Regions from separate parts of the Homo sapiens genome. Here region 1 is linked to region 2. Evidence: chromatin loops called from intact Hi-C (ENCODE). Cell type or tissue: breast epithelium. All regions are shown on one strand. Region 1 has its middle 5.2 kb from the start of NRM. Region 2 overlaps ATAT1 (alpha tubulin acetyltransferase 1).

Region 1 (5,000 bases), 64 kb before region 2:
CCAAAAATACAAAAATTCACTGGGCATGGTGGCACACACCTATGGTCCCAGCTACTTGGGAGGCTAAGAGGAAAATCGTTTGAGCCCAGGAGGTCAAGGCTGCAGTGGGTGGACACGAGCCACTGCACTTCAGCCTGGGCAACAGAGTGAGACCTTGTCTCAAAAAAATAAAAGGCCAGTCACGGCAGCTCATGCCTGTAATCCCAGCACTTTGGGAAGTCAAGACAGGTGGATCACCTGAGGTCAGGAGTTAGAGACCAGCCTGGCCAACATGGTGAAATCCCGTCTCTACTTAAAATACAAAAATTAGCCGGGCGTGGTGGCATGTGCCTGCAATCCCAGCTACTTGGGAGGCTGAGGCAGAAGAATTGCTGGAACCCGGGAAGTGGAGGTTGCAGTGAGCTGAGATCGTGCCACTGCACTCCAGCCTGGGCAACAGAACAAGACTCCATCTAAAAAAAAAAAGGCCAGGCGTGGTGGCTCACCCCTGTAATCCTAGCACTTTGGGAGGCCAAGGTGGGCAGATCACAAGATCAGGAGATTGAGACCATCCTGGCTAACATGGAGAAACCCCGTCTCTACTAAAAATACAAAAAATTAGCTAGGCGTGGTGGCAGGCGCCTGTAGTCCTAGCTACTCGGGAGGCTGAGGCAGGAGAATCGCTTGAACCCGGGAGGTGGAGGTTGCAGTGAGCCAAGACTGCTCCACTGTACTCCAGCCTGGCGACAGAGCGAGACTCCCTCTCAAAAAAAAAACAAAAAAAAAAAAGTAGCCTCTTTTCTGGCTGGAACCCTCATGTAGAGTGTTGTAGATAAGAAGGAGAGGGCCGGGGTGCAGTGGCTCACACCTGTAATCCCAACACTTTGGGAGGCCGAGGTGGGCAGGTCACCTGAGGTCAGGAGTTCAAGACCAGGCTGGCCAACATGACAAAACCCCGTCTCTACTAAAAATTCAAAACAAAATTAGCCGGGCATGGTGGCCAGCCCCTGTGATCCCAGCTACTCAGGAGGCTGAGGCAGGAGAATTGCTTGAATGCAGGAGGGGGAGGTTGCATTGAGTCGAGATCGCACCATTGCACTCCAGCATGGGAGACAGAGCAAGACCCCGTCTTAAAAAAAAAAAGAGAGAGAAAAAGAAGGAGGTTCTTGCTATGCCAGAAACCCTTAAAAAGCGAAGGAATTTCCCAGAGCTGAAGATCAAAGGCCCGAGAAAGAAATTTGCCCAAAAGATGATTCAAAAGGCAAGGAGGAAGCTTATCTATGAAAAAGTGAAGCACTATCACAAGGAATATAGGCAGATGTACAGAACTGAAATTCGAATGGCTAGGATGGCCAGAAAAGCTGGCAACTTCTATGTACCTGCAAAACCCAAATTGCCGTTTGTCATCAGGATCAGAGGTATCAGTGGTGTGAACCCAAAGGTCCGAAAGGTGTTGCAGCTTCTTCGCCTTTGTTAAATCTTCAGTGGAACCTTTGTGAAGCTCAACAAGGCTTCAATGAACATGCTGAGGATTGTAGAACCATATATGGCATGGGGGTACCCAAAGCTGAAGTCAGTAAATGAACTAATCTACCAGCATGGTTATGGCAAAAATCAATAAGAAGCAAATTGCTTTGACAGATGACACTTTGATTGCTTTATCTCTTGGTAAATATGGCATCACCTGCATGGAGGATCTGATTCTTGAGATCTATACTGTTGGAAAATGCTTCAAAGAAGCAAATAACTTCCTGTAGCCCTTCAAATTATCCTCTCCACAAGGTAGAGTAAAGAAAAAGACCACCCATTTTGTAGAAAGTGGACATGCTGGCAACAGGGAGAACCGGATCAACAGACTTATTAGAAGAATGAGCTAAGGTGTCTACTGTGATTGTTTTTCTAATCTAAGCACTTAAGCAGTACCTGCTCTCAAATTGGAGGAAAAAAAAGAAAGTTAAATACGGAATTACCGAACAGTCCAGCAATTCTGCTCCTAGGTGTACACCCAAAAGAATTTAAATCAGGTGTCCAGGCTGGGTGGGGTGGCTTATGCCTATAATCCCAGCAGTTTGGGAGGCCAAAGTGGGAGGATTGCATGAGCCCAGGACTTCACGGGCAACCAGTCTGGGCAACATGGCAAAACCCTGTCACTACAAAAAATACAAAAATGGGCTAGGTGCGGTGGCTCACGCCTATAATCCTAGCACTTTGGGAGGCAAGGTGGGTAGATCACCTGAGGTCAGGAGTTCAAGACGAGCCTGGCCAACATGGCAAAACCCCATCTCTACTAAAAAATACAAAAATTAGCCGGGTGTGGTGGCTCATGCCTGTAATCCCAGCATTTTGGGAGGCCGAAGGTGGTTGGATCACCTGAGGTCAGGAGTTCGATACCAGCCTGACCAACATGGAGAAACCCGTCTCTACTAAAAAATACAAAATTAGCTGGGCGTGGTGGTGCATGCCGGTAATCCCAGCTACTCCGGAGGCTGAGGCAGGAGAATCACTTGAACCTGGGAGGTGGAGATTGTGGTGAGCCAAGATCATGCCGTTGCAACAAGAGCAAAACTCCGTCTAAAAAAAAAAAAAAATTAACTGGGCCTGGTGGCTCACGCCTGTAATCCCAACACTTTGGGAGGCTGAGGCGGGTGGATCATGAGGTCAGGAGATCAAGACCATCCTGTCCAACATGGTGAAACCCCCTCTCTACTAAAAATACAAAAATTAGCTGGGCGTGGTGGCGTGCGCCTGTAGTCCCAGCTACTCGTGAGGCTGAGGCAGAAGAATCACTTGAACCAGAGAGTCAGAGTTTGCAGTGAGCCAAGATCATGCCACTGCACTCGAGCCTGGCTATAGAGGGAGACTCTGTCTCAAAAAATAATAATAATAATAATAAAAAAATTAGCTGGGCATGGTGGCATGTGGCTGTAATCCCAGCTACTGGGGAGGCTGAGGCTGCAGAATCACGTGAACCCGGGAAGCAGAGGTTGCAGTGAGCTGAGATCATGCCACTGCACTCCAGCCTGGGTGACAGAGAAAGACTCTCTCTCAAAAAAAAAAAAAAAATTTAGCCAGGTGTGGTGGCACATGCCTGTAATCCCAGCTACTTGGAATGCTGAGGTGGGAGGAGGTCAAGGCTGCAATGAGCCATGATTGTGCAACTACATTCCAGCCTGGGTAACAGAGCACGACTCTGTCTCCAAAAAAAAAAAAAAAAAAGGAAAAGAAAACAGTTATTCAAACAAATTCTTGTACGTGAGTGTTCATATCAGCACTTTTTACAATAGCCAAAAAGGTGGAAACAACACAAATATTCATCAGCAAATGAGTGGATAAACAATTGTGATATATCCATATAATCAAATATTATTCAACCATAGAAAAGGATGAAATACTGATATATGCTACAATATTTTGAGGATGAATATCAAAATATTTTGCTAAGTGAAGGAAAGCCAGAAACAGAACACATATTATGTGATTACACATGTAAGGAATATCCAGAATAGGTAAACCCATAGAGAACAAGAGCAGATTTGTGGTTGCCAGTGGCTGTGGGGTGGGGGAGATGAGAAAATGGGGAGTAACTTCATGGGTATGGAGTTTTATTTGGGGGTGATGAAAATGTTTTGAAGGCCCAGCGTGGTGGCTCATGCCTGTAATCCCAGCACTTTGGGAGGCTGGGGCAGGTGGATCACTTGAGGTCAGGAGTTCGAGACTAGCTGGACCAACATGGTGAAACCCTGTCACTACTAAAAATACAAAATTAGCCAGGCGTGGTGGCACATGCCTGTAATCCCAGCTACTTGGGAGGCTGAGCAGGAGAATTGCTTGAACCTGGGTGGCAGAGGTTGCAGTGAGCGGAGATCAGCCATTGCACTCCAGCATGGGCAATAAGAGCAAAGCTCCATCTCAAAAAAAAAATGTTTTGAAATTAGATAGAGGTGGTGGTTGTACCTATTACTAATATACTAATGTACTAAATACCATTATATTATTCTCTTTAAAGTGGTTAGGCTAGGCCGGGTGTGGTGGCTCACGCCTGTAATCCCAGCACTGTGGGAGGCCAAGGTGGGTGGATCACCTGAGGTCAGGAGTTTGATTGAGACTAGCCTGGCCAACATGGTGAAACCCTATCTCTATTAAAAATACAAAAATTGGCCAGATGTGGTGGTGGGCGCCTGTAATCCCAGCTACTTGGGAGGCTGAGGCAGGAGAATCACATGAACCCAAGAGGCGGAGGTTGCAGTGAGCCAAGATCGCGCCATTGCACTCCAGCCTGGGCAATAAGAGCGAAACTCTGTCTCAAAAATAAATAAATAAATAAATACAATAAAGTGGTTAGGCAAGGCATGGTGGCACCCTGGGAGGCTAAGGCAGCAGGATCACTTGAGCCAAGGAGTTTGAGACCAACCTGGGTATCATAGTGAGACCCCATCACTACAAAAAATAAAAAGTTAGCTGAATGTGGTGGCGCATGCCTGTAGTCCCAACTACTCAGGAGGCTGAGGCAAGAGGACCATTTGCCCAGAAGTTCGAGGTTGCAGTGAGCTGTGATCATACCACTGCACTCCAGCCTGGACCGCAACTCAAAAAAAAAAAAAGGTTAATTTTATGTTGCATGAATTTCAATTTTTAAAAAATAGTTGATTACTTATGTACACTTTTCTGCATGTAAGTAATACTTAAGTTTGGAAAACTTTGGTGTAGTAGAAATAGCATGAGATTTGCCAAGCATTTTGCTGGCTATTAAACATATCTAATCTCATAATATACATTAAGCACAGCCATTGTGGGGGTGGCAGACAGTATGACCCAGATAAATATTAGTCCCCTTGCACAACTCAAAGCTTTCATACTCTAAAATTGTCCATGTCCCGGAGGCCCTGATTTCTTTCTTTCCATTTTTTTTTTTTTTTTTTTGAGACAGAGTTTCACTCTTGTTGCCCAGGCTGGGTTCAATGGCGTGATCTCGGCTCACTGCAGCCTCCGCCTCTCGGGTTCAAGTGATTCTCCTGCCTCAG
Region 2 (5,000 bases):
CAAGTAGCTGGGACTACAGGCTCCCGCCACCACGCCTGGCTAATTTTTTGTATTTTTAGTAGACAGGGGGTTTCACCATGTTAGCCAGGATGGTCTCGATCTTCTGACCTCGTGATCCACCCACCTCGGCCTCCCAAAGTGCTGGGATTACAGGCGCGAGCCACCGCGCCCAGGCTTTTTTTTTTTTTTTAAACAAGGTTTTTTTTTTTTTTTTTTTTCCTCCTTTGAGATTATAATGAATATGGTCACACCACAAGTAAAGTCAGAAGTAAGACAGAGAACCCTCCAAAGGCTGGCTTGGTCATCTGAGATCATTAAAAATGACTGAACCTGGCTGGGCGCCGGTGGCTCACGCCTGTAATTCGAGCACTTTGGGAGGCCGAGGTAGGTGGATCACAAGGTCAGGAGATAGAAACCATCCTGGCCAACCTGGTGAAAGCCTGTCTCTGCTAAAAATACAAAAATTAGCTGGGTGTGGTGGCGGGCGCCTGTAATCCCAGCTACTCAGGAGGCTGAGGCAGGAGAATCACTTGAACCCAGGAGGTGGAGCTTGCGGTGAGCCAAGATCGCACCACTGCACTTGAGCCTGGCGACAGAGCTAGACTCCGTCTCAAAGAAAAAAAAAATGACCCTAACAATATGTACAAAAATATAAAATGTAAATAAAAAATACAAACAAACTTCCTTTTTAAAGTACTTTTAAAAGAGCAAGACCTTGGAAGTTTTGGTTCTTTTTTCCTCCTCTGTTGCAAATTCTCTGGTTTGGGTTGGGTGGTGGTGAGTGCCTGTCATCTGCAGTGGCACTGTCTGTGGAGGGCAAGCAGGCCTCTCGAGGGCAACCATGTTTAGATTCTGAGATGGGAAGTGGAGGGTGAATAGGTCACGGTGGCCTTAATTTAAAGTTTAACTTTTCTTTTTTTGCTGTCTAATCATCCTCACTGGCCTTCTGCTGCTTGGTATCAACATCGTCATCTTCATCATCATCAGCTGCCCATTTGTCCATACCGCCTCAGCTGCTTCGTTTTCATCTCCGTTCTTTTCTTCACCATCACCTTCCTCTTCCTTCTCCTCTTTCTCCCCACCCTGTTCCTCTTCTTCATCTACCTCGTTGTCAGCCTCCTGCTCCCCATTTTCCTCATTAGCGTTCCCGTTAGCATGGGCGTCTCTTCCACTTTCTGCCTCCTCCACAACTTCTCCTTGAAGTCCTTGGTGGTGATCACGGAGCTTGTGTCCACAACTGCCTCTGACATGGTGGGGCACAGCGGTGATCCGATGCAAGGGATTAAGAAGAAAGTGAGAGTTTGGGGACTATGTCGATTAAGCTGCCAGACTCTGAGGCAGCAGAGGAAGTGCATGGCGGAGGTGGCTGTGGTGAGCAGGACACCGAACCAGGAACAATGCAAAGATGGCTTTTCAGAGCAGCCAGTTGGGGGTCCTCACTTCTTAAAGAGGGCCCAAAGGGGCAGCTTCTCTATCTATAATCTTTCTATGGTGATCGCATCCTGTCTGTTGGCTTTAGATACCAGATGTATGCTGAAAACTCTCCTCCCCAAACCTCCTCCCTGATCTCCAGGGAAGTATCCAACTGTCTACTCAAACCTGGACATATCACAGACATCTCCAATTAACATATTAAAAATGTACTCCTAGTATTTCCCCCAAAGCTGGTCTACCTACCATCTCAGTTAAAGCAACTTCATTCTTCCAGCTGCTCAGGCTTTGGCATTGTCCTAAAGTCCTCTTTCTCCACATACAATCTGTCAGGAAATCTTACTTGCTTTACCTTCAAAATATTTAAAATTTGACCACTCTTTACCATCACTACTGCTACCACCTTGGTCTGAGCCACCACCATTTTTCGCCAGGATTGTTGCTGCCTAATTAGTCTACTTGCTTCTACTCTGGCTCCCTTATTGCCGTTTCCATTTTTTTTTTTTTTTTGATATGGGGTCTTACTCTGTCACCAGGCTAGAGTGCAGTGCAGTGGCACAATCTCAGCTCACTGCAACCTCTACCTCCCTGATTCAAGCAATTCCCCTGCCTCAGTCTCCCGAGTAGCTGGGATTACAGGCGAGCACCACCACACCTGGCTAATTTTTTTTTCTATTTTTAGTAGAGATGGGGTTTCACCATGTTAGCCAGACTGGTCTTGAAGTCCTCAGGCAATCCACCTGCCTCGGCCTCCCAAAGTGCTAGGATTACAGGTGTGAGCCACTGTGCCCGGCTATTGCCTGTTCTTAACAGCCAAAGTGATCTTGTTAAAAAGGAAAAAATCAAGATCACAGCCAAAATGATCTTTTTCTTTTTTCTTTGATGGAGTCTCGTTCTGTTATCCAGGCTGGAGTGCAGTAGTGCGATCTCAGCTCACTGCAACCTCTGCCTCCCAGGTTCAAGCGATTCTTCTATCTCAGCCTCCCAAGTAGCTGGGGCTACAGGTGCCCGCCACCACACCCGGCTAATTTTTGTATTTTTAGTAGAGATGGGGTTTCACCATATGGCCAGGCTGGTCTCGAACTCCTGACCTTGTGATCCACCTGCCTGGGCCTCCCAAAATGCTGGGATTACAGGAATGAGATACCACACCTGGCGCTATTTTTTTTTTTTTTTTTTTTTAAGAAGGAGTCTTGCTCTGTCGCCCAGGCAGGAGTGCAGTGGTACAATTTCAGCGGCTCACTGCAACCTCCGCCTCCCGGTTCTAGTGATTCTCCTGCCTCAGACTCCCAAACAGCTGGGATTACAGGCACCTGCCATCACACCCAGCTAATTTTGGTATTTTCAGTAGAGACCTCAGGTGATCCACCTACCTCGGCCTCCCAAAGTGCTGGGATTACAGGTGTGAGTCGCCACCCCTGGCCTGATCTTATTTTTTACTTAAAATAAAAGCCAGTCTTTGCAGTAGCCTATAAGGCCCCTCCTCCGCATTACCTCTCTGGTCTCATCTCCTACCATACTCCTCCGCTGACTCATGCTGCTCTGGACACAGCCAATTTGCTCTTTCAGGCACACTCCCACCTCACGGCCATACACTGGTGGTACCTTCTGTCTGGGATGCTCTCTCTCCAGATATTTCTTGGCTCTTACTCTTTTTTTTTGTTTGTTTGTTTTGAGACAGTCTCACGTTGTTACCCAGGCTGCAGTGCAGTGGTACCATCTCGGCTCACTGCAGCTTCGACCTCCTGGGCTTAAGCAATCCTCCTGCCTCAGACCCCCAAGTAGCTGGGACCACAGGTGCGTGCCACTACACCTGGCTAATTTTTGTGTTTTTTGTAGAGATGGGGTTTCACCATGTTGCCTAGGCTAGTCTCGAACTCCTGGGCTCAAGTGATCCACCCACCTCGGCCTCCCTAAGTACTAGGATTGCAGATGTAAGTCACCACGCCCAGCCTTGGTTTTTATTCTTTTTTTTTGAGATGGAGTCTCGCTCTGTCACCCAGGCTGGAGTGCAGTGGCGCGATCTCGGCTCACTGCAAGCTCTGCCTCCCAGGTTCACGCCATTCTCCTGCCTCAGCCTCCCGAGTAGCTGGGACTACAGGCACCCAGCTAATTTTTTTGTATTTTTTTTAGTGGAGACAGGGTTTCACCATGTTAGCCAGGATGGTCTAGATCTCCTGACCTCGTGATCCGCGCGCCTCGGCCTCCCAAAGTGCTGGGATTACAGGCATGAGCCACCGTGCCCGGCCAGTTTTTACTCTTACTTCCTTTCAGTTATTGCTCAAATGACACTTTCTCAGTGATGATCCCCTTTCAACCTGCAATCCCACATACTCCCATCCCCACCTTACTTGAGTACTCCCAAACCCTTACTTGCTCTCATTTTTCCAGAGCACTTATTAACCATATTGTTTATTATGTTTGTTTGTCTCTCCAGCTAGAATATAAGCTCCACCACTAAGACAGGGACTTTTGTCTGTTCCCTTCTTTTTCTGTTTTTTTTTTTTGTTCCGAGACAAGAGTCTCGCTTCGTCCCCCAGGGTGGAGTGCTGTAGCAGGACCTCGGCTCACTGTAACCTCTGCCTCCGGGGTTCAAGCAATTCTCCTGCCTCAGCCTCCCGAGTAGCTGGGATTACAGGCGCACGCCATCATGCCCAGTTAATTTTTATATTTTTAGTAGAGACAGGGTTTCACTATGTTCCACATGCTGATCTCGAACTCCTGATATCAGGTGATCCTCCTGCCTTGGCCTCCCAAAGTGTGGGGATTACAGGCATGAGCCACCATGCCTGGCCCTTTTTCTTTTTCTTTTTTGAGATGGAGTCCTCACTCTGTCGCTCAGGCTGGAGTGCAGTGGTGCAATCTTGGTTCACTGCAACCTCTGCCTCCCGGGTTCAAGTGATTCTCCTGCCTCAGCCTCCTGGGTAGCTGGGATTACAGGTACCCACCATCATGCCCCGCTAATTTTTGTATTTTTAATAGAGACGGGGTTTTACCATGTTGACCAGGCTGGTCTCAAACTCCTGACCTCAAGTGATTCGCCCACGTCAGCCTCCCAAAGTGCTGGGATTACGGGCATGGGCCACCGCACCGCACCTGGCCTTTTTTTCTGTTTTTGTTTTCATTTTTGGAGACAGGGTCTCTCTCTGTTGCCCAGGCTATAATGCAGTGGCGCGATCTTGGCTCACTGCAACCTCTGCCTCCCAGGCTCAAGCGATTCTCCCATTTCAGCCTCCCAAGTAGCTGGGACTACAGGCTCGTGCCACCACGCCTGGCTAATTTTTTTTTGTATTTTTTGTAGAGACAGAGTTTCGCTATGTTGCCCAGGCTGTTGTCTGTTTCATTGAGTAAACCATTCCTAGTGCCCAGAACACTGCCAGGCACTCAATGTTTATTGGATGAATGGGTAGCATTAGTAACATTTTGCTGCACTTAGTTATAAACAAGACTTCCTTCCCTATATTAGGCCAAAGCTCCATGAGGACAGGGAATGCATATTATTCTGGACCCTTAATAAATACTGACTGACCAGATGAGTAATGAACTATGTGAAAACAAGGAGGTGAAAA

What was found. A loop is a pair of places that touch in the nucleus more often than their neighbours do. Peaks named below come from ENCODE experiments on the same cell type or tissue, not always from the same donor. Only the 100,000 strongest peaks of a DNase experiment are listed, where the experiment ranks them.
Region 1: it touches region 2 in a loop (15-fold over the local background); 3 of 110 quality-filtered maps call a loop at or near these places.

The regions. Positions count from the first base shown.
Region 1 is chr6:30,693,662-30,698,661 of GRCh38, reverse strand. It overlaps the pseudogene RPL7P4. Among named protein-coding and RNA genes, the nearest start is that of NRM, 5.2 kb to the right of the region's middle. In breast epithelium, no CTCF peak of the experiment used is centred here; a DNase peak (open chromatin) is centred at 3,101.
Region 2 is chr6:30,629,882-30,634,881 of GRCh38, reverse strand. All of the region lies in intron 6 of ATAT1 (alpha tubulin acetyltransferase 1), which reads right to left. It also overlaps the pseudogene PTMAP1. Among named protein-coding and RNA genes, the nearest start is that of ATAT1, 5.5 kb to the right of the region's middle. In breast epithelium, no CTCF peak of the experiment used is centred here; no DNase peak of the experiment used is centred here.